Regions from separate parts of the Mus musculus genome. Here all the other regions are linked to region 1. A link is a loop called in an ENCODE intact Hi-C map of the cell type or tissue named here. Cell type or tissue: heart. All regions are shown on one strand.

The links. A loop is a pair of places that touch in the nucleus more often than their neighbours do. Peaks named below come from ENCODE experiments on the same cell type or tissue, not always from the same donor. Only the 100,000 strongest peaks of a DNase experiment are listed, where the experiment ranks them.
Region 2: it touches region 1 in a loop (1.9-fold over the local background); 3 of 42 quality-filtered maps call a loop at or near these places.
Region 3: a loop joins it to region 1, with 6 times the contacts of the local background. A loop is called at or near these places in 40 of 42 quality-filtered maps.

Annotation. Positions count from the first base shown.
Region 1 is chr9:103,621,181-103,629,180 of GRCm38, reverse strand. All of the region lies in intron 2 of Tmem108 (transmembrane protein 108), which reads left to right. Among named protein-coding and RNA genes, the nearest start is that of Gm32682, 52 kb to the right of the region's middle. In heart, a CTCF peak has its summit at 4,343 (motif pointing left); no DNase peak of the experiment used is centred here; H3K27ac peaks cover 3,300 bases.
Region 2 is chr9:103,685,240-103,693,239 of GRCm38, reverse strand. All of the region lies in intron 2 of Tmem108 (transmembrane protein 108), which reads left to right. Among named protein-coding and RNA genes, the nearest start is that of Gm46129, 32 kb to the left of the region's middle. In heart, no CTCF peak of the experiment used is centred here; DNase peaks (open chromatin) are centred at 2,519, 3,399 and 6,029; H3K27ac peaks cover 6,325 bases.
Region 3 is chr9:103,991,937-103,999,936 of GRCm38, reverse strand. No RefSeq gene overlaps it. Among named protein-coding and RNA genes, the nearest start is that of Gm33054, 6.4 kb to the left of the region's middle. In heart, a CTCF peak has its summit at 3,211 (motif pointing right); no DNase peak of the experiment used is centred here.

The DNA of each region.
Region 1 (8,000 bases):
ACAGCGTTCATTTGAGTAGGATTCCCACAGAGCCTTTTATCACCCCGTGGCCTATGTGCTTGGAACTTACTGTGTATTAAATTACTAATCAAAATGGAAACCAGCTAGCAAGATAATTAGAAAACACAAAAACGGTTCCTGTCCACGATGCGAGGCTTCAGAAAAGGCCATGGCTGCATAGATTGATGTGTCTCTTTTGGAAAGTAATTTAGCCGCATGGATCATAAATTAACATATGTTTACTCCCTTTTTTTGTGATGTGGCAGTTTCCTTCTGGGAATCCATTCAAAGCAAGTCATTCTAAAGTTAGAGCTATCAATGCTGTGAGTGTCAGAGAGGGGATGTCGCTCAGTGGTGTTCCAGACAAGTGACAGGTTTACAAAATAAGCGTGTACCCTCCCCGAGTGAGAAGTGTGGATGGAGACCAGCATTCAGAACTCCTGCAGCGGATCTGGGGCCCAGGACCCTGGGGAGGCCCAGCAGCCTCCTCTGACCCAGGTCCTGGCATCCCTGTCACTGCAGGGTGGTGAGTTTATCACCATTTGATTGTTGTAAGCAGAAAGAGGAAAGCACAAGGTGACTGAAATTTACCTAGAGAGACCCAGTGGACGGACGTGTGTCTTCTCTACTGAAGGGAGGAACTAATAAGTTGACATTTGGATCAAATATACTTCCCGATTAATCAAGATTTGGATTTTGTTTGTAGGTGAAATTTGGAGAATGGGTAGTGCAAAATCAGCTAGTAATGTCTTCCATCGAAACCAATATATGCGTCCTAGCAGAAATAAAATAATGAAATCATGCTTGTTAATCCAGAACACATACATATGTATGCATGAGTGTGCGCACACACACACTATATAGATAGATATATGTATATGTATATGTACACACATACATACATACACACACACTCATGCATACATACATACACACATACATATACACATTTTATATACATACATGCATATGTGTGCATGTATATACATATGATATGTATGTATGTATATATATATACACATACATACAGATAATACAGTTACAGTGATCCAGCATGGACTACTAATGCATAACTACACTGGTTATGACTTGGTCAGAAAAATCAGAAACTTCTTCAGATAGGAGACATATTAATTTATGGAACTTCTCTACCCTGTGGAGAGCTGAGGGAGGGAGGTCAGGAAGGCCTCTGTCTTCATTTAGATCCTTTCAATGCAGAGCCTGAGGCCAGGATTAAGGGGCAAAGGACTTATTTGGAAGGTGAGCCCAGAGAACAGCAAGAGAATGAGCAAGAGGAGCAGCCAACAGAAAGATACGTTACTGAAGTTGTATCGGAGAGGTAGAAGTTGTCTTCTGTCGGGATCTGCTGGGAAGCATGAGGTACCTCCTAGCTTTGTCTTCACAAATTATAGCGGGTAGGAGGGTTGACCTGCCAAGTAATGCCCCAGAGATATTACCCTCATGTGTCTCTCAGCAGCACATGTAAGCCTGCTTAACTCTCGTGGCTCCTGCAGCTTTAGAGGAATCTTAAAACCCAGAGTGAAAATGTGTAGTTCACACTTGAGGTAGACAGCTGTAGGCCCAGTGGGAGCTAAAGCTCACGTGGAACTGTGTGGTTAGGGCTGAGATGAAAAGGAAAGAAAGCCTGAACCAGGACACAGAAGTATCTACCATAGAGTGTTTTAGAAAGCAGGGCATTGAAGCGCTGTAGAGGAGGGGCCACTAGCAGCCACGCCTCCAGGTCTCTGGTGGGCTCAAAGGAGCCTGAGCTAAGCCTTCCTTGTCTTGACTTGGACTTTCCTCAGCTGCTACAGGAGAATAATGTCTTTGCTCTGTTGCAGCTTTCCTAAGTCATGGAGATGTCCCCAGTTGTGAGACTCCAACAGAATCCTGATAGAAAGGTCCCTGGTAAATAACGCTTTCAGGTCTCATGGCCCTGAAGTATCATGGAAGCTCAGAAGGACGGGGTCAGACTAAGTAGCTGTCAATGATACCTGGTCCATCAGTATCTACTGAGGTCCTTATAAAAATGCCTTCAATAATGAAATCACCTGCATCTTGCCCCAGTGCAGGGGAAGGTTACAGGTGTGTTGGTGGCCAAAGCCATGACACTGATCCTAGGTAGATGGCAAACCCTGCAGCTGCTTAGTCCCATTGGCTTAGAGCCTGGGGTAGAAGCGCAGCACGTGATGCAGGACCTCATGGGAATCATACATGAAAACAGATGAACAGCAGGTGCTCCCAGAGGCTGCGTTTGTGCTCCCAGATGCTAAGAGGCTAGGATGCCCCTGGCTCCCATGATGCCTGAGGAAATATCCCCACTGGTAATAGAGGAACTGTGTGCCTGTTCCTGTTAGTAAGCAAGCTGCTTGACCATCAGGCCTTACCCATGGTGCAGAGACAGGAAAGGAGCTGCACTTAGGCCCTGTAGATGTCCAAGCAGTGCATAATATTTAGCCTTCATGACAAGCAGCATCCTCTTGTTTGAGGAGAAACAAACATGTACTTCTTTCTTTCTTTCTTTCGGCTCCCATTTCATCCTCTCATTTTGCAGTATAGCCTTCTTGTCTTTAAGACTTCTTGCCTTTCATAGCAAGCAAGGAACCTCAGGGCGTTACCTACCCCATAGGATCCGTTTTTGGTATGATGCCCCCTCCAAAAGAAATACAGAAACAGATTGGAAAATGCTTGAATAAATGAAAATGATTAGATGACCGTCACAGCCTGAGTGTATGCTCAGGCAAGGGAGGCGCATGTGCAGCCCAGGGAAGTTCTGAGCTCTTCTTTGCTCTTGGCTAATAAAATGGTTATTGTCCCTGGCCAAATGCCCATCAGTCACCTGACTCTTCCTCCCACCAGCCATGCTGTCTATGGATTCAATGCCACCTGGTCCCCAAATAAAAGATAAAATCTCTTCTTTAATTTCAAACTCATTTCTGGAGCCGTGCAACTAGATTCATTGTGGTAAGGAATCAGAGTGTGTTTAAAGTGAAACTACTTAAAATTTGGAGCTTGTATCCTTGGTTAAACTAGCTTCTGGTTTAAGTGGTCAGTAGCTGCCTGTGACTTGTAGCTACTGTCTTGGTCAATACAACTTCTGTAATATTTCTATGACCTCAGAAATTTTTACTGGACAGCCCCCTGCATCAGTCTTACAGCAAGTCACCCATGCATGTATTCAAACAGGCACCAAACACCCACTATGTTCCAGTATTCTGAGCATTAGATATCCCCCAGTTGGAGGGAGAGACAAAAACTGCCTACCATGTACATTTTGATTTAAAAGCCTGTGTCTAGATGTCAGTGTGTATCCGTGGATTAAGGACAGACAGCTGTGGCAAATAGATGACTTGTTTTCTAACTTCCTGGCACATGCCCAGTCTGACTTGGGTGTAATTAGTTGTGGCCATTGTTTGTTTTGTCCAGCTTATCGATCCCATGTTAGACACTGACTTGCACAGCAGAGATGGGTAATATGTTTGACTTATCTCTCCATGTTGACTGTCCCTGTTAATCTTTCAGGTTCTGAAAGGAAGGTTTCTTTGTAAGTAGTTGTTCTCAGATTTACCTATTTGGATCAGTTCCAGCAGCCTGTGTTTCGAATGTAAATTCGATGCTGGGAGATGGTTCAGTGGATAAAGATGCATTTGTAGTCCAGCCTGACGACCACATGTTGGTTGACCTGCCACAAACCCTGTGTTGTTAAGTTCTACCTTATACTTGGGAATTTCTCAAAGAGCAGTAACATCACTAGCCCGGGAAGTTGAACCGTGGAGACAGGTGACATTTCTAAATCATCCACTGGAAAACAGATTCCCTTTGCTAGATGCTTCCAGCAAGATCCTTGAATGCCTGCACTAGCCCACTAGAGAACTGCTGGATTACAGTAGGCTGCAGCTGGAGTGAGCATTGGAAGCTGGTCTATCTGTTCCAAAGTGGAGATGTAAATGACTTGTCCAAGGTCACAATTATATATTAAAACTCTTACCGTACCATAATCCTAAGGCAGAGACAATTGTGAATAAAGCAGGGGGTTCTCTACTTCAGTTTATTATACATCTTGAAGGGCTTGAAGCTGATTGCTGGGAGCCCACTCTGAATTTTCTGATTCTGGCTCTAAGTAGAACCTGATAATATGCATTTCTAGTAAGTTTCCTTATGTCAGTGGTATAAGGACTGTATCTTAAAAGCCACGGGTATAAGCCATATCATTACATTATTGAAATGGTAGTAGCTTAAGGAGAGAGAACTGGTCTACCTATTAGCAGTCTGGGGAAGGAACCAGCAGAGAGGTATCCATATCCATGCAGGTCTGAACTAGGATTTGGCACCACCTAGTGGCTGACATCTAATGCTGTTTCTTCATGGATGGAGACAATGCTGAGTCCTGTGGTTGAGTTAGGCTCTTAGAATCTATTGGATAGTGAATGGCTCACCAGCTATCTCCTGGTTTGCAAGCATTTCTTTTGATGCATTGGTTTGGGGAGATTGAATTTTGAGGCTCAGCAGCCATCTTTAAACTACTGGCTACTTCTGTATGTGCCTTTACCTCTTGAGCCTGTATCCCACCCTTCCCCAGCAGATAAGGGCAGTTCTGTCTCAGAAGCTGGAGAGGAAGATGTACTATGTCCTAAATTGTACTGTAGTGGGAATTTTTTTTTCTGCCAGTGATAGAACGTGCAAAACTTACACATCACACACCTGCCTCAGCAGCAGCATCTTCGTCCTTGTCACCGTCGTTGTCCTACCTCTGGGTTTTTACATCCTTCCATATACACCTGTCAGAAATCCGTTTGAATGCCCAAAGCCTTAGCTTATGCTCCCCCACCTCTAAGACTCATCCTAACCCTCCCGTCTCCACCTCTGGAGTGCTCTGGCTACAGCTTGAGTGTCTAGCTATCGAGTGACTTTTGATAAGATACTCTCTCCCCCTGATAAACTGTCAGTCCTCTGGGAGTCAAGGCGCCATTTCACTTGGTCCAGTGCAGCACTGTTATATCACAAGGCGCCAGTTTTATGAGACCGACCTCTGCCACCTTCCATACACACCGTCACCTTCCACCAGCCTCTCTCCTTGCAGGTGGCTATAGTCCATGACGAGGAAAGGGTCTTCCCTGCACTCCGAGGGGTAGCCCTTGCTGTAACCCCAGCTAAACTCAACTAAGATCCCTCGTGGTGCAGGTCATGGAAAGAACGACTACCCCACCTTTACAGCAACTGATGCCAGTAGCTTCTGTTCCTTGTCCGGCTCTAGTCTTTGCAGATCCCCACACACCCTTCCTTCCCTGAGCCTCCCTTTGAGTCGTCCTCATTCCAAGCACCTGGTGAAGCATGGCGAGGGAACACTGAGAGAGGGGTTAATCGGAGTCAGAGGAGGACGAGAAAGTGCCTCAACACTGCGCATGTGCTGCTTCAGACTGGGACTGTGGGAGAGATGGCGGATCTAAATATTTAAGAAACACTGAGTCACTCCCTCTGTGTGGTGAATGTGACTTGCAAATGTGCTTTTCATTTATTGTCCCGCCTCCTCTCATAAAACTGCCACTTGCAGGAGAGAGGAAGAGTGGCTCTGGCCTAGCCGTGCCTGAGTAGTGTGTGAAGCCGAGGCAGGAATCCCACTCTTTTTCCCAGGGGCACAGTCGTCCCTGGGGAGGTCCCTTTGGTATTTGGGGGAGCCTCTTTTCCTCTGTCCTAGGTTCAGTTCTCACTGTTAAGCCCGAATCTTAATCCTGAGAGTCATTTCCAGTTGTCCTACCCCAGAACCCGGGTGTTAGAGTTCCTGGAGGACGAGGAGTCTATTTTTAAAATAGATTCTGGGACTGGGGAGGTAACTCACTAAAGTGCTGGCTGTTCAAGTAACGAGGACCTGCGTTAGATCCCTGGAACCCACATGAAATAGCTGGGTATGATGGAATGTGCTTGTAATCTTAGCACTAGGGTGGTAGAGGGACCCAGGGACCTGCTGGCCAGCCAGCCTGCTCTACTCTTGGCACGCTCCAGTCCAGTGAGGTAACCTGTCTCCAGAAACAAGGATGGCTGATCCGGAGGAACCACAACCCAAGGTTGAATCTCTCCAACATACACAAACATGCACATACACACACACATGCAGAGCGACAGAGACAGACACACAGAGAGACAGACACAGAGAGACTGGCTGACTGACTGACATCAGTCTTGATGGACAGCTAGCTTGGGAAACCATTAGTCTAAATAACCCCTGAATGATTTGTTTCTAACCCAGGCATCAGAGCACAGTAGACTCATCAAGGTCATCCCACGCTATTTAAGATCTTCAGAGTTGAGATCAAAGTGACTGCTTTATGATGCTTTTTGGAACAAGATATAAAAATGAGACTTGTTAGAAATACTGAGATGTTTTGACTCTGAACTTAGTGGTAAGTTAGATCTAACTGTGTGGGTCTAACCCATGCTAACCACACTCTGAAGGTGAAGGAAGTTTAGTCTACATTGGCCCACACCACTGTTGCCCACAACGTTAGTTTGTTTTTCATTACAATTTTGATTTCAGCTGTGCATCTCAGGAACTACATTTCCTGAGGAATGGCTTGATCTAAATTATGTATTCTGAAATATTGAACCAGAATCACAAAATAAAACTATACTGAATGGAGAGTTTAAAAATGAATCTCTTAGTATTCAGGTGGTATTGGAAAAGCTAAGAGAAGAGAACAGAAGGGTTTGAAGTTATAAAGTTTACCAAGGACTGTGATGTTGTGGACAGTTTTATATACTAAAATCCACTGCCTCTAATGCATGACCAATGGGTTTCAGTGTTCTTTCCATTTGTAAATAAATGATCTGTGGAATATTTAGCCTATCTCTTACAGCCATGCCGCCTTTTGGATGTGACAACATCATCACTATAACTTTCTGGGACAAATGCCTATTGTCCAGAGGAAACACACATCTGTAGGTCCCAAAATTCAATATCTGGAGATATTTTTCAGGCACCGTAAAAAGAAAAAGAAAAATGACTAAGTTTACTATGGCTAAGAAGTAATCTTTCACAAGCACCGCAGTCTAAATGACAGTGCATACTCTGTTGGTAGTTGGCAGCTTTGCAATATTACTTAATTCACTGACCTCAATATCCTGTCTTTAATACCAAAACCATAAAGAGGAGGTGTGATCCACATTCTTGGCCTCACACAAGCTCCATCCTCAAAGGAGATGAATGCTCATAACAGGCCTTGTGTACCAGAAAAGGAGACCAGTGTGAGTCTAGAAAACTTCAGATGCTGGTACTCTGTGTGTGTGTGTGTGTGTGTGTGTGTGTGTGTGTGTGTGTGTATGCACATCATGGGTGCATGCATATGGTCATCTGTGAATGTGTGTACATGTAAGTGCATATGCATGAGTGAGAGTGTGGAGGTCAGAGGTCATCATCGGTTTATCTTCCTCATATGTGTCACCCAGCACTGGCTTGAAGACACGCAGCATGCTGTCTTCTATCATATGTGGACACTAAGTCTTGTGCGAGCTCTGACTCGCCAGCAAGAACGACGCTGCAACAGGATCCTTCTGCACACGTTTATTGGGAGAGCTTGATTGCAGAGGCGAAGAGACCCCAAGCCCAGAACTGGTGCTGCTTATATAGGCCTAGGAGAGGCATGTCTCACACCCGGATTGGTTATGCATGGGTTATGCTTACCACCTCATTTGCATGCCTACATCTGATTGGTTAACTTGTCTCTCATCTTATTGGTTAACTTGTCTCTCATCTGATTGGTTAATTTTGGTTAATTCTCAAAATCTCATCTTGGCAAAAGAAACTTTACTGCCTATGTATGTGTGGTGGCCAGTGGAAGCCAGTGCCACCCTGCAATGGCACATGTGGCTTCCCACAACTAAGGATCCATATCAGGCACTCAGTCTTGTACACAAGCATTGCAGAGCCCAGCCCCGGCCACTCAGGTACCCCCTGGTGACTCTGCCCGTGAGGTGCCCAGGGCACACACGTCCTCATCTCTAACAGA
Region 2 (8,000 bases), 64 kb before region 1:
CTGACTCTTTTGTGTAGCTAAGAACGAGGAAGATCCTGGAGTTCAGTAAGCACCCTGGAGCCTCCCAGGGTCATCACCATGGAACTGTCCATGCTCAGCGCATGGCCTTGAGCCTGTTGCTGTCTCTTTACCTTGGGACAAGAGCAAGGTTCCAGGTTGCCTGGCACCATTGTGCTCTCCAGGCCAGGACCCAGTGAGGCCAACCTGATGGCTCTCCTAGCCAAGCAGCTCCTAAGGGTGTGTTAAAAGCTAAGAGAGGAAAGAAGCCAATCCCCAGGGAAAGGGCTGGAGCATGCTAGCAGTTGCTAGGCAAGTTAAAGTAATTCACTGTCCTTGCCAAATGCCTGACTCGCAAACAGGGAAACTTTCATGGAAGGGAGTGAGGTGGGGGTGCTTGCTGGTTGCCATAGGAATGTTTCCATGATTGGAACCAGACCACAGAGTGGGGAGAACAAGCCGGCAGCATCCATGGCTCTTTCAGCCTGGGAATGGAAACACACACGGTGGGCAGTGGAGCCGAGGTAAGCCCAGGGAGGAAGGAGCAAAGACCAAGATCCTTTTGGGGTGAGGGTGGGCAAAGGTGTAAGGACAGAGCATCTTGGGATGAAGGGCAAGACCTGGGCAGGCAAAGTCCTAGAGGCCACGTGTGTTCAGAGATGGGCGAAGTGTGATCTCCGGGGCTACTCTGAAGACCTGATGCTTATAGGAGAATTTACAATCTGGTCTTAAGTCAGGGAACATTCTAATTAGAGTCAGGAAAAAAAATACAAATCCTAGATTTAAAATAGATAAGAACTTAAAATAATGCAAGCCGCTAGGAAAGACTAGTCTGAAGGTAGGTATTTGGTATTTATGTAAATATTATGCCAGCTTATGTCTCCCTTTTAGTTCATGAAGCAGAGGTGGTAATTAAAGATTTGTCATTAACGAATTATCCTGTATTCATCCAATTCAGATTCACAGGGAGGAAGAAGCACAATTGGCCAAGATGAGGTACTGGTAGGAAGTCTTGAGGGACCCTTTGCCTGGACTCTTAATATCGGGCACCCTCTCGCCAGGCAACAGTTTGGGGGAGGGCAGTTTCTGGGTTTGTGCAGAAATAAGCGGCTGTTAGCAGATGCTGAGTGTGCTCTGAGTGTGCGCTTCAGGTTCTCTGGGATGAATCAGTCTCCAGCTATTGGGAACTGGGTGGGAGGTGCCAGTTCTTGCCTGCCTTCCCAGGAGGAGGCAAGTGGATGCTCTTTTCACTGAGATCCAGCTCCTGGGAGAGGCACATAAGCCCAGGCGTATCACACCGGTGATGAGCAGCTTAGCTGTCTGTTGATAGTGTACGTGTCGACTGCTTCCAGTTTCTTGGTTCACAATCTATAGTGGAGGTTCCTTTTTATCGCAAGGAGGTCTGGGTGAATTTGTCATCATTTGTCATGTATTTGGTTCGTTTCCAGGTGTTCAGAGGGCATTTAAAGTGGCGTCTTCCATAGGCTATGACTAGAGACAGGATTGGTATGGTATTGGTATTGGTATTATTTCTTTCTCTGTGTGTAAACACAGCACTGAAGATGGGGCCTAGAACCTTGTATGTCTAGGCTCATGCTCTACCAGGAAGCTACATACCCGGCCATTTAAAAAAATATATTTGTTATTTTGAGACATGGCCTCACTCAGTTGTATAGGCTGGCCTTGAACTCACTTTGTAGACCGGGCTGTCCTCAAATCTTCCTGCCTTAACCTTTCTAGTACATAACAGGCCTATGGAACGAGGACCAGCTTTTAATATATGATTTTTGTTGTTGTTTTGCTTTGTTTTTTTAGTTGGTTTTGGCTGGAAGAATAAGTCATGTAAAAGAAAACTGAAGAGCATATTTATTATCAAGTATTTGCATCCTAGTGTTGCCTACATTCTTACGGGGTCAGAAGTCAAAGTTGTTTGGGGACGATCATTTGGGGAGCAGTCAATTTCTGTGGTGGGGAACAACAATGTCTTTGCAACTTCAGAATTACTAAGAGCAGGCAGGATGATACCAATCCACAAATCAGAGGCACGTTTGTAGACTGACTGCCAAACTTGTATTTACTGAGAGAGCATCGTCCAATAAGAACGCCTCCCCTTGAACTCTTCAGATAACGTAGACTTGTATGACTCTGACAAAGATGCCAGAACACAGTGGTTCTAACCTTTTAAACAATGGCTTTCTTATCTAAAGCCCCTGAAATCTCGAGCAGTGCTGGTGAATAAAAACCTAACAAGAGCCTTAAATATGAACCCCAAAGAGCCCATTTCTAAACTTAAATTTAGCTTCAAACGGGACTCAACTTAACATGGAACTGGACTCTGGTATCACACACAGGAGCAGCTGAGTCCAGTCAAGAGAAACGTTCTCCCTTCATCCACACCCCCACTGCTCAGACCTGGAGACCCATCCCGGGTGTCTACTAGAGGGAGAATCCTGCTTTCTAAGTGTGGATCTCTGGAGTTTACACTTTGGGGAGGAAATTCCCATCAAGTTGTGTTAGAACAGGCCTGTCACAGCTATCTGCCTAGTGGCCCCAACTCTCTCCACCCTTGTTCCCAAATACACCCTCATTGTCTTCACTACAGATAAAAGCGTGCCAACCCCCTGTTGCCTCCCCCTCTCTGGGGAGAGCTTCCTCCTTTCCGTTACCTCAGTGTGCTTCAAGGGTCAGTGACCCCCTTAACTTTCTCACTGATTCAGTTCCTACATCTGGTGTTCATTTTTTTTTCTCCCATGAGTGCAACAGTCAAACATTCAAATCCCAGTTTGGTCCCTGATCACAGCCTGTCTTTCACAGTCAATGTGTTGATTTAGGTAGGTATAACCATTGAATACAAATGGTTGCCTCCTCTGCCCCTTGCCTTGGGTTTGTATATTTTAGGCCTTCAGACCTTGCTTTGAACATAGTCAGTCTGTGATCAGACTATCTGAACCTTAAAGGACATCGTTGATCCCTAGACAGGAGGAGTTACAACGTGCTTGCTTCTTGTGGATGGGTAAGTACTGACTTACCCCGCAGCCCTGACAGAATTTTTGACGAGCAGTTTTGCTTGGCTCCCACCCATTTGTCATAGAATATAATATCGACCCTGTTCATCAGTAGGTTATAGAAGACAGAAGCCTGTCATTTCCTGTTCGGTGATGGCCACTTGCCAGGGACAACATCCATCAGAGTGTTAATAAAACTCGTCTTCTTTGTCTTAGAATGTTTCGAAGTGAAAAGTCTCTGACAGAGCTTCTCCAGTCTAGAGAGCAAAGGCCTTGGCCTAGGGTGGGCTCTTGTCCAAGATAATAACCAGTCCTCCCTTGGGAAGGAAGCAAGCTTGGAAATTAAGCGATAAGTCTGGGATGTGTTATCCATTTTAAGTTAACCAGAATAGGAATGCATGTTGCACTTGATTCTCATTACCATCCGAAGGCCAAGCTGCAGGATACAGGATACGTGTCAGAGATAGCCTGGAGACCTTAGAAGCCAGTCCCAACTCCACCCACCACAAGAGTCAGGCGTGACAGCAGGAAAGTTATAGAATTGCTTCAGGCCTGTTTCTTAACAGTTAAATAAGGGCCGGGTGACCCTGGGGTCTTATGGTCATGTTAACTGAAGGCTGGCAAAGTCCAGAATGAGTTTGAATGGAAGAACAGTATTCAGATGGTTCTCTGTTCTCTCCATACAACATTTATTATGCTGTCAATCAGTCAAATTTTTAAAACCTACAGGTTTCCTGAGACCTTTCTCTTCCTTAAGCAGTCAGTAACTCAGCACCAGCCCTATATTTCTCCAGCATAAAGGCTTCCAGTAGCCTCCAAAGGAAAACAAGGTAGTTCTCTCCTGATTTTAAGATCCATGATAGATAGCAAGCCAAGTTTAGTGGTTCATGTCACGAGAGGCTGAGGCAGGAGGATTACCATGAGTTCCGTGTCAGCTAGGACGACGGGCTGAGAACCTGTCCCAAGGAAGAATGAAAGAGCCAGAGGGTGGGGAGGGGTGCTGAGTGGGACGAGGCTGTGGCCTGTAGAAACTCTGCTGCTGTGGTTGTTACGGCTGGAGTGGGGAGGGGCTCCAGCGGCCCCGCTCCTAGCTGAGGAGGTTTTGGTATTGCTTCGAGAGGGAGGGTAGATTTTCTTTAGGAGTTTGGCCACTGGGATGGAGTTCAGACCAGGTTTCCAGGCTCCTTCCTGCCCCACCCTACATCAGTGTGCAATCGGAGAGCTCTAAGTGAACTCAGAGGGAAAATAAATAATAAATAAATATAAAAGGTCACTAGGTTGGGAGAGGGATATAATAGGAGTCCCAGAAGTGAGTTGGAGAAGAAGATGGGGGCCAACTTCATAAGGTGTACTGTATACATGGCTGAAATTTCCGAAGGATAAAAATTAAAAACATAAACAAGTTATATGATAGTAAAGGAGAAAGTTATTAGCTCAAATCAGCTTAACTAAAATTAACAAAGCAAGAGGGGGTTCTGTAGCTGTTCTTGTGGAACTTTCCAGTGTAGACTGGAGCTTTCTCCTTCAGGGCCTCTGGAGTGTCACCCAGAAGGAGGGGTGTGGCTTCCCTGCAGTGGCTTCTTTTATCTGAAATAAACCTTGGGTCTTCATGCTGCTTCTAGTGCAAAACTTGGCCAGGACTCTAAGGAAAGGAAACATGTTGATTGCATGTTATGTGCCAGGCACATAGATATTTTTTATGCAGTGGCCCATTTAATTCTGTAGCCACCCTGTAAGATAAATAGCTGTTATTTCCATCTTAAAGATGAGTCAAAACGCTGAGCGCTTTGCCTAGGGTCACACAGTAAATGGATCAGGATTTCTATTTATGTGTAAAGTCTGGTTACTTTCTGCTAGCACACAGTAGCAGATGACAGTGTAGAGCCCAGTGGCTGTATTGGATCCGACTGAATTCCCGATTGCAAACTGTAGCTGCCGACGGACATGGAAGCAAAGGGTAGGCATAGAGCTGAGTACCTATTGTTGAGAAGCAAAGACAGTCAGCAATTCTTTGAAACAAATGACAACAAAAAGTATTAGAGAAACTGGTTTTGCAAATAACAGGTTAATCACATGTCCATTAATTGACATTGTTGGTCAGTGGCAAAAGGCAAGTGAGGCCTAAATTAAATTTAATTTTCAGTGGTGGCTTTTGCTTCTTTCATAGAACACTCATTTGGGGTTTTGGGCAGCCTTAATATTTTCTGGTTCTAAGTTTCTCCTCCTTTGGGCAGATGAGGGCATATATGTGCATTCAATACCCTTTATTTATGACAAGTCTCTGTTCTCATTATCTAGTGGTTTGTTACAAACCAATCCAACACTTAGGGTCGCAAAGTAGCAGTCATGGCTGTTGGGTTCATGAATCTTGCAGTCTGACTTAGGGCTAAGAGGAACAGCTCACCTCTGCTCTACTAGGATCCTCTGGGCGGGCTGCGCTGCAGGCTTGGTGTGAAGCTAACCCACCCTGTGTGTGCAGCCTGGGCTGGGAGGGCTAGAGTAGCCTAGCTTCCTTGTGATCCCTCTAGAGAAACAGCTTCCGGCAACCCAGCTCCTTCTGCCCTGGTTCAACACTTGATCCTAGAAGAAGAAAGCCAGGCAGGGAGGGACATTATCATCTTTGGTGACCAAAACAGCCAGCATCACTTGTTGCGCTCTGTTCCCTGAGGCCATCACAAAGCCCATTCAGGTTCAGGACAGTGGGAGAAGGTTCCACACCTCGAGAGAGAGCAGTGCAGAGTGTCTGGATAGGCCCTACCCATAACTGTTTTGGGGAAATACAGATTGCCACAGGGAGAAACCAGGCTGCAGGCTGTATTCTGGAGACCAGATGCTATGCTGGGTTTTTCTCTCCCGCCCAAGGGAGCGTATTGGCATGCAAATGGATCTTACTTATCCCACTATAATTTACGCTTTTCAGAAAAGCTAGTCGTCTGCAAACTCTTGGCAATCTGTGTACTGTTGTAACCAAGTGACTTGTAACAAGCCACCAGATTAGGTTCATGAGGTGAAGAGCCAAGGCTTACGTCAAACTTTTTCATCCTTTGTGAGCCACTTCCCACTTAATGTCTTTGGACTGTGGTCAGGGTTCTGATTAGCTACCTCCTATGTTTATGTAGGGGGTTGGGACAGATCACTGATAGTTAAACGGACAGCTTTGCCTAGAAACCTTTCCATTTAAAACAAAAAATAAAGGCGGTTGCTCAGCCTGAATGCTTGCATGTTCCCCAGGAGCCCACATCCATGTGGAATTGCACCTGCCACCTCCTCCCTCCTACCTCTGGAGATGGCATGATCATTCAGACCACGTTTCTGAACATTTACAAAATCGGTGTGCTCTTTCAGGCTGTTTGTGGAAAATCCAAGAAACCTGTGTCACAGGGGTGCAACATCGTGTCCTAGGCTTTGAAAGCATGGCATACATATGAAACAGTGTTTAAAATTCATGAACATTATTGAGGAATTAAAAACAGGGGCACTTAGACTCACCTCGTAGAGGTTCAGAAGCAAGCCGTCACTTCTGTAATTCTCCCCAACTTTTGTGTAAATTAGCTCCTTTTTTCTCTTTTATAGTGTTCCATTTCTTTGATAAGATCGATCCTTTTTTTTTTTAAAAAGGAGAGATTCATATTATAATTTTCAATTCAATTTAAACTTCTCAGAATTGTGAACCAACAGCAGAGTACATGAGTCCAAGGCTCAATCCCTGGCACCAGAAACAGAAAAACAGACAAACTGGAAAACACCAACCGAGAAAACTATACCAGCAGCAGAACCCAAAAAGCATTTCACATGAAAATCACAGAATTTTTTCAAAATGTATCGTTAGGTTCTTTATATTTTGCCTCTGTTGATGACAGTGTCTTTGGCATGCCTGCCTGAGGGATTCAAACTGAACAGAAACACACAGTTGATTTTTATAGGGTACATACTTCTTTCAAGACTGTTATATTTGCCTAATTTCACTAATTACAAATTGAGCACCCCAATCAAAAACTCTCAAGTGGTCCAGCACCAAAATTTTTGAACGTAGTTTAATACCACAAATGGAAAAATCCACCTCTGACCTCATGGCACAGCTTGTAGTTGAAATGCAGGTGCAGTGAACATGTGTGAGGATGAGTTATCAAGGCAAAGTCCTGTGCTACCAGCTTCTTGTGAACATAATCGATGCCTACCTAGGGTATCTGTTCAGTAAGAGGAAGGCTGACTCGGGCTCACAGATTCAGAGGTTGAGGCATAACTTTTGGGCTAAGAGAGCACAGGGCTTACATCATGACACAAACATGTGGGGGAGGAAACCCACTGACTTCTTGACCAAGTACAGAGAGGGAGAGAGGAAGCCGCAGGAGCCCTTCTTCAAGGGCACACTAGGTGCCTCCTCTTCAGGGTTCTGTTGCCTAGGATATTTAGGCCTTGATGGATATTCCTAACTCAAAGTAAGGGATATGTGAAACATAAATGAGTTATGTAGTTAGATCTCTACTCACTCATCTCATTATACACAGGCAAATATTTTTTTTAAAATCTAAGAAAAAAAGGAAAGAAATCTAAAACGCTTCTGGTTGCAAATATTTTGGTTGACCTGGATAACATTTACTTTTAAGTTTTTTGGTGATTTCTATCAAAGCACAACTATAAAGAATGTTTTATAGGTACACTCATTTTTATATATTTTTGTTTCTTTTACTATATTTAAATCCTAACCGGATAGTCTCATGTCTAATATTAAAGGAAAATTTAAAATATATTTAAGTAATTAAGTACATGATGTTTGTTGCGTACATTATTATTATTTTGTATGCTCTCTTACAAAAAGGTCAAGAAAATTACTATTTTCTTAGTTTGCTAGCGATTCCATTCACTGGTAGAGCTCTTGCTTGGCATAGAGGCTTAGCACCAACAAGAATAAACTTGTGAATGAATTTGACCAGATGTTTTTCTAGAACTAATGATTTGATCATATTTTTTTATTTATTATTGTGATAAAATATGTTC
Region 3 (8,000 bases), 370 kb before region 1:
CTCCCCCTCCCTTCCACCCCACCCCTCCCTTCCACTCCTCTCCCTCCCCCTCCCTTCCACCCTATCTCTCCCCCTCCCTTTCACTCTCTCCTCCTCCCTTCCACCCCTCCCTCCCCCTCCCTTTCACTCTCTCCTCCTCCCTTCCACTCCATCCCTCCTCCTCCTTTTCACTTCCTCCCTCTCTCCCCCTCCCTTCCTCCCTTCCTCCCATTCTCCCCTCCTTAAGTTACTTTTTTTTGTCAGGCATTTGTCACAATAATGAGAAAAGTAATACAGCATTTTACCAGCCAGGAGGGATTTCCTTTTGGTTATTATTGTTGCTATACCACCTGGGCATAAAGGTGGTGCAAAGGAAAGACCTGTTATGAACTCTGTTCTTACAGAGCTCATGGACTAGATTAATTGTCACGGTCACTCTTAAATACCGTCAAATGGCCTTGTAGATGCTCCAAGCACACATCCAGGGTTGCTGAGACCCTGGACCTCTCTGCATCTACAGAGACGAATGGCAAAGACACTGTCTTTCTCATCAGATAACTGCATACAGTGAGCCTGCATGTTCACCTGAGATAAGCACTGATCAAGGTCAAAGTGGGGAGTCCAAGTGAGTAAGAGCCAAGGTGACATGTGCTGGTGCTAGCCGGGACCCAGCGTGACAGGGTAGTAGCTTCATGCCATGTTTATTAATCCTAAAGCGTGGCAGAAATAGATTTCATAATCTATTCTCTTTATGCTTAATAGAGCCTACCTACCTTAGTCTGCATTTTGAAAGTGTAACATTGAACATAGAGACACAGCAAGAAAGGGTGAAATCTCTGCAGGTGACCAGTGGCCGATTAGAGAATGATGGTTTGGGGACAGACTAAAGGCAAAGCCCTTTGCTGCTGAGACTGGTGACCCGAGTTCAGTCCTTGATACTTACACGACAGAGGTAAAAATCAGACCCTTGAAAGTTGTTCACTGACTTACAAATACAGGCCGTAGTGTAGTTTAAAAAGCATATGAGGTGGGCTGGAGAGATGGCTCAGCGGTTAAGAACACTGACTGCTCTTCCAGAGGTCCTGAGTTCAATTCCCAGCAAACACATGGTGGCTCACAACCATCTGTAATGGGATCTGATGCCCTCTCTGGTGTGTCTGAAGACAGCAACAGTATACTCATGAAATACATGAGTACATGAAATAAATAAATTAATCTTATTGAAAAAAGCATATACGGAGGGGCTTTTTGAGATAGGGTTTCACTTTGTAGCCCAGGCTGGACTTCACTTCACTTCACTTCCTCCACCCCACACTTTCAGAGCTTGGATTACAGATATATCACCATAACTGCCTTGGCCACCATTTTTAACACTGCTCCCATTGAAAGATACAGTTTGAGTCAAGAAGAGACTACATTTGTGGGACCAAGTGCCAAAGAGGAGTGTAATGCCCTTTTTCAAAACTCATGAAGAATTTCAGGCAACAGCATTAGCGTGTTAACCACAAACAGTGTGGGGTCCAGGGGTGGGAAGCATACGGGAGTCTTCATGGTGTCACATGAAGCCATCTGCTTGTGACTGTGTGCCTTGGGTCTGAGTGAGCCCTGACACTGCCTTGACCAAGAAACTGTAGCAGAAGTGACATTGTGACAGTTTCTAAGGTGAGTCCCCGAGAGAGCGCCTGCTCCATTTAGAGTGTCCTGGAACTCTCTGGAAGCCTATGAACAGTCTCACTCTGGTGAGTTCATGTGCAGGTGGCAGCCACAGCCCAGCCCAGACTTCCAGCCACCCTTTCCCAATCCACCTGTGATAAGGTCATCTTGCCTGTTTTGAGCAGCCCATTTATTATCTGGGTACCGAGTGACTTTAGTACACCCCACAGTGAGCAGAGCCACCAGGCAAACCACGAACTCAGGGATGGAATGAAGTTGCTCTTCCTTTCAGCCACTAACTTTTGGAAAAATTCTTTCTCACTCCCAAGGAAGAAAAAAAAATGCTTCTACTTGATTTGAGTAACATGTCAAATTAACAAATAGTGATACTGATCTTCAAAACGTCTCAGAGAAAATGACACTGGCTGGTTCTCGGAGTCTGAAGTTTTAAATTACTTGGGACAGCTGGGTGTTGTGGTTTAGGACAAAAAAATGTTCCATCACTGAGGGATGAGGCTGAGGCAGGAGGATTGCCAATAGTTCTAGGCCTGCCTGAGTAGATTGTAAGACACTCTCTCTCTCTCTCTCTCTCTCTCTCTCTCTCTCTCTCTCTCTCTCTCTCACACACACACACACACACACACACACACAAAGAGGAGGGAGAGGGGAGAGGATGGAAATGGAGCCAGAGGGGAGAGGAAAAAGAAAGATAGGAAAGAAGAAAGAAATAATGAATGAATTACTTGGGTTCTTGTTAGAAATGGACATGTATTGAGTTGTGAGACTGGACCCTTCAAGTCTTCATGTTTAATTAACTTCCACCTACTTAAAAATCTCAGCACCACTGAGTTTGCATAAAAAGCATGGGCAGGAATGACCTAATTCCTTCCTGACTTTAGTAGCATGGTCCCAGACAGCACCCACTGTATCACCTTGAATCTTAGTAGGGATCTGGTCCTCAGACATCATCACAGAGCTCACAAAATCTGCAGCATGAGAACAGGGAGCCACGATGGCTGGAGTAGGTCCTATCAGGACACTGCCGGGGAATAGGACTCAGCCTTGCTGCTCATTAAAATCGCCTAGAGAACTTGGCAAAACAGAAAACTGATGTCCAGGCTTCATCTCAGACCCGTTAGATCACAACCTCCAAGGAACTGGCTCTTAAAAGCTTCATGGAGATTTAATCGGTAGTGGTAGTCAAGGTTGAAAACCAATGGTTTCATTTCTGCCGCCCGCCTTCTTATTTCCAATGTGTGTACAGTTACCTTTGGTAAGCATTTCTATGTCTGAGTATTCTTTCCTTTCGTCAGCTTGAGATAGGAATGAGTCTGATATGTTATGTCTTCAATAGCGTTGCACTTGAACATTAAAAACGGGCATGCCATTGTGAATATTTGTAGCACCTTGGAATAAGTGCCCCATAGACTGGAAATGCTACAATTGAGTCTTTGAAGAGAAAAATATTAGAAAAACTGTTTAATGACTTTAGTCTTCTTGTTTCCATCAAGTGAGGAAGTGCATAAGACTCTAATTGATTACTATAGAGGATGTTCATATATCTGTGATTTTACACTTCTACCAGCAGGTGGCAGCACAACTTAGGAAAAAAATCAACTTGGCTGGTAAATCCTGTACTTTAGAAAAGATCATCTTTCTAATGTGAAGGTGACAGTAAAGGATCCAGTCACTAATGTTGTACGTAGTTTCCATTAGAAATAATAACACGACTCTGCAATTAGTTATGAAACAGGCAAAAGCAGGGTTCCACCTGTTTCTTTATAAAGGAACCAGCTATGACCCTGAGGGCCGTATGGTCTCTGCCATACTTATTTGGCTTTGCTATTATGTCTCAAAACTGGCCCTAGCAGATACACAAGAGTGAAGCATGGTGATATTCCAGTGAAGCTTTATGGGCAGCCACAAGTGGCTGGCTGGGTTAAGCTCGTGGGGTGAGCTTGCCGGTTCCTGACATGGAGAGAGGACCACTTCTCAAGCCTGGATGGCTACCAGAGTTACTCATGGAACTGGATAAAACTTTGGGGTTTTTCAACATACATCAAGTTTACTAAATCAAAATAGTTATGAGTGGAGCTCATGCAACTGAAATGAAAACAACCCCCCCCCAAAAACCAAACCAAAACAACAACAAACTCCTTCTGACTGAAGGAACCATTAAGTCAAAAATAAGGATAACTGACTCTTTTGGGGAGCCGTTCATAAGGCCCACCTTGGCAGAATATCGTATTCTCAGTATCCACAATATAAAAGATATGAATATAAAGCCTAGTTCCGGTTATAGATACACCCGAGAAAGGGCTCATTTGGGGCTGGGACTCAGTTGGTAGAGTGCTTGCTTAGCATACTTGATCTTCTGTACCCCCAGAACTGGGTGAAGTGGCACCCACCTATAATTCACACCCTAGAGGTGAGTATAGAACTACAGGAGACCTTGTCTAAAGGCAGATGGGGAGAGGGAAAGGAAAGAGAGGAGGTGTATATATTAAACCTGTATGAGTCTTGGGAACATCTTCGCAAATTCTTGCCTGTCCTCAATGTCCTGGGGAGATGACTGAAGACAACAGTAAAGGAAAAGCCACGGGAACCACTTTAAAGCCACAGGGTAACACTGTACAACATCCCTGCCTCAAAAAGAGAAGGACAAACTGCGAGGTACCACTGTATAATACTCCCTGCCTCCCCACATCCCCGCAGATCGTCAACAAATGTATAAACCCAGCAAAAGCTTTCTGTGCTTGGATTTTTTTTTCCTTGCATGACTGGGTGGAGAAGGGCAGTTTAGGACTTCAGCGTGTACAAGAGAAAGCCAAAGCTATTGCAGTGGGAGGAAATGGGGTGAGAGCATTGTAAATACCGCACGTCTGCTCCTCATCAGAGTGAGGCTGCCCCAGGCTCTGTCACATTGGTCTGAGCAAATATCTGGACGTAAAGAGGGCCATGCTTTAAAGAAGCTGCCACTGGTGGTGTTAAGAATAGGACCGTAAATGTCTTTGCCCGTGGTCCTATCTGAAACATACTGCTCATCTGAGATATTTGTTCAATAAACAATATGGCTCTTTTTTTCTGGAACGCACACAGTCCTAGGATGCAGGACATAATGATCTCTTTCTCACTGCTGAATGTCCCTTCGCTCTTCCAGTTCAGGGCAATTCTCTCTCCTAGCCCAGCCTCTGCCTCTTGTTCTGCTACTGAAATGAATATACTCTCAGTTTCTTACCACGCTCAGTACCCACATGCCAGGAAACAGGTAAGGAGCCAGGTTTAACCAGCTACTCCTCCCTGCCCCAGGGTAAACAAGTCCTTGAGACGCTGGAAGTGTTGGCTCACATGCGACAACAGACTAATGTACACTCTAAATCCCTGTACAGGTTATGTGTGTGTGTGTGTGTTAAAATGGTTGAGCTCAACTTCAAGAGCTTCACAATAAGAGGATTGTCCTTTAGATAGGATCTATTCATGGTTATAAAAGTGGAGTAATTATTATTATGGCATTGGTAGATTTTGTTTTTAAGTGTGTTAGGTGTTGGAATGGTCAATTCAAGAATCTTTTTTCCTTCATTTTCTCTCTCAGTGTGTGAGCATGTGTGTGTAGGTTCATGTAGAGGCCAGGGGCCTCAGGTGATGGCAGGCATCTTCCTCAAATCATGTCTACCTTAATTTTCTAATTACTTAATTAAAAAGCCAGCACACAAGGTATTAGATGTCATTATAGTGTTTTTGAACAGTATCCTCAAAGACAGCAGACCCAAGCAGTGCACACCCATATTGACTTCTGCTGTATTCACAGCTGCAGGGGAAAGGACCCTGCCTAGATGTCCACCCATGGATGGATGGATAATGAGTATGTGGTACATATCTATCTTCTTTTTTCCTAATAATTTATATTTTATTCACTTTACATAACGAATCCAGCCCCCTCCCTTCTCTCCTCCAGTCCCTCCCTTATAAGTCCCTCCTACTGTGACCCCCTCCAAAGAATGGGAAGCCACCCTGGGTACCACTCTATCCTGGGACATCTAGTCTTAGCAGGACTAGGCACCTCCTCTCCTGCTGAGGTTCAACCAGGCAGTTCAGGTAGGAGAAGAAGATCCAATGGCAGACAACAGAGTCTGAGACAGCTCTTGGTTCAATACTTAGGGGACCCACATGAAGACCAAGTTGCACATCTGCTACAAATGTGTTAGGAGACCTAGGTCTGGCCTCTGCATACTCTTTTTTGGGTTGAAGGTTTCTGGGTCTTTCTGGTCTCATGATGCTATATCTACCTTCCTTTTTGAGACAGGCTTCCTCACTGAGTCGAAAGCTTGCTAATTTGGTTAGGTGGGCTAAGCCAGGATAACAAGTCCCAGAGATACCCCTGCCTCTGGGCTGGGATTAAATATGCCTTGCCCAGTTTTTAACATGGGGTATGGGGGATGGGAGTTCGGTCCTCATGTTCACACAGCAAGCATTTTAGTCACTATGTCGTTGCCCCAAGCCAATAATCTCACTTAGTATTTTCAGCATATTTCCAGGGAAACTGAGTTAAGCACAGTAGCCTGTGGCTGACTTGGCACAGAGCTGAGTAAATGCTACGGATAGAGAATGCAGAATGGAAACAGTGGCGCTCCATCCCTTCATATACTGCACAGGGGCACGGGTTCCCGGATTAAATCAGAGAACCCAGCAATGCATCTGCCCTGGGGTATGAAATCGCAGCCAGCACCGTGTTTGCGCATGCTCAGATCTGTGAAGAGGATCACCACGTAGCTGGGCGTTGTGGTGTGTACCTGTAATCCCAGGATTTGGGAGATGGATCAAGAGTCAAAAGACACCTTTGGCTACTGTTGATGCAAAGAACAAAGGTCCTCCTCAAAGGGAATAAAATAGTTTATGCTGGAGTGAGACATGCGTGACCACGGCCTAGGAACATACATGCGGGTCTCCCCAATGCAACGTTCCAACGTGGGAACAGTTGCATGGAGTTTTTATAGTAAAGAACAAAGAAAGCTATAACTTGAGGCATTTAATAATATATATTAGTGGGAATATCAGGTGAGCAGTTACATCACACAGGGGAATCTCAACTTAGGCCTCGGATGGTATCTGAGAGCATTTTTTCTTTTTTCTTTTTTAGCTCTTCTGTGGGTGGGATAGGGTTTTGCTAACTTAATAGGTTCCAAAAATTTCAATCTGTTATTAGGATGTTAGGTCTGTTACAAAGGTGGGTAAGGAAAGAATCCTTTGTGGGTGTCTTAGTTAGGGTTTTACCCCTGGGAACAGACACTATGACCAAGGCAACTCTTTTTTTTTTTAATTTCATTTTTATTAGGTATTTTCTTCATTTACATTTCCAATGCTATCCCAAAAGTCCCCCATACCCTTCCCCCAAATCCCCTACCCATCCACTCCCACTTCTTGACCCTGGCATTCCCCTGTACTAAGGCAGATAAAGTTTGCAAGACCAATGGGCCTCTCTTTCCAATGATGGCCGACTAGGCCATCTTCTGATACATATACAGCTAGAGACACGAGCTCTGGGGGGTACTGGTTAGTTCATATTGTTGTTCCACCTATAGGGTTGCAGACCCCTTTAGCTCCTTCGGTACTTTCCCTAGCTCCTCCATTGGGGGGCTCTGTGATCCATCCAATAGCTGACTGTGAGCATCCACTTCTGTGTTTGCCAGGCCCTGGCATAGTCTCACAAGAGACAGCTATAACTGGGTCCTTTCAGCAAATCTTGCTAGTGTATGCAATGGTATCAGTGTTTGGAGGCTGATTATGGGATGGATCCCCGGATATGGCAGTCTCTAGATGGTCCATCCTTTCGTCTCAGCTCCAAACTTTGTCTCTGTAATTCCTTCCATGGGTGTTTTGTTCCCAATTCTAAGAAGGGGCAAAGTGTCCCTTTGGTCTTCGTTCTTCTTGAGTTTCATGTGTTTTGCAAATTGTATCTTGTATCTTGGGTATTCTAAGTTTCTGGGCTAATATCCACTTATCAGTGAGTACATATCATGTGAGTTCTTTTGTGATTGGGTTATCTCGCTCAGGATGATGCCCTCCAGGTCCATCCATTTGCCTAGGAATTTCATAAATTAATTCTTTTTAATAGCTGAGTAGCACTCCATTGTGTAAATGTACCACATGTTCTGTATCCATTCCTCTGTTGAGGGACATCTGGGTTCTTTCCAGCTTCTGGCTATTATAAATAAGGCTGCTATGAACATAGTGGAGCATGTGTCCTTGCTACCAGTTGTAACATCTTCTGGATATATGCCCAGGAGAGGTATTGCGGGATCCTCCGGTAGTACTATGTCCAATTTTCTAAGGAACCGCCAGACTGATTTCCAGAGTGGTTGTACAAGCTT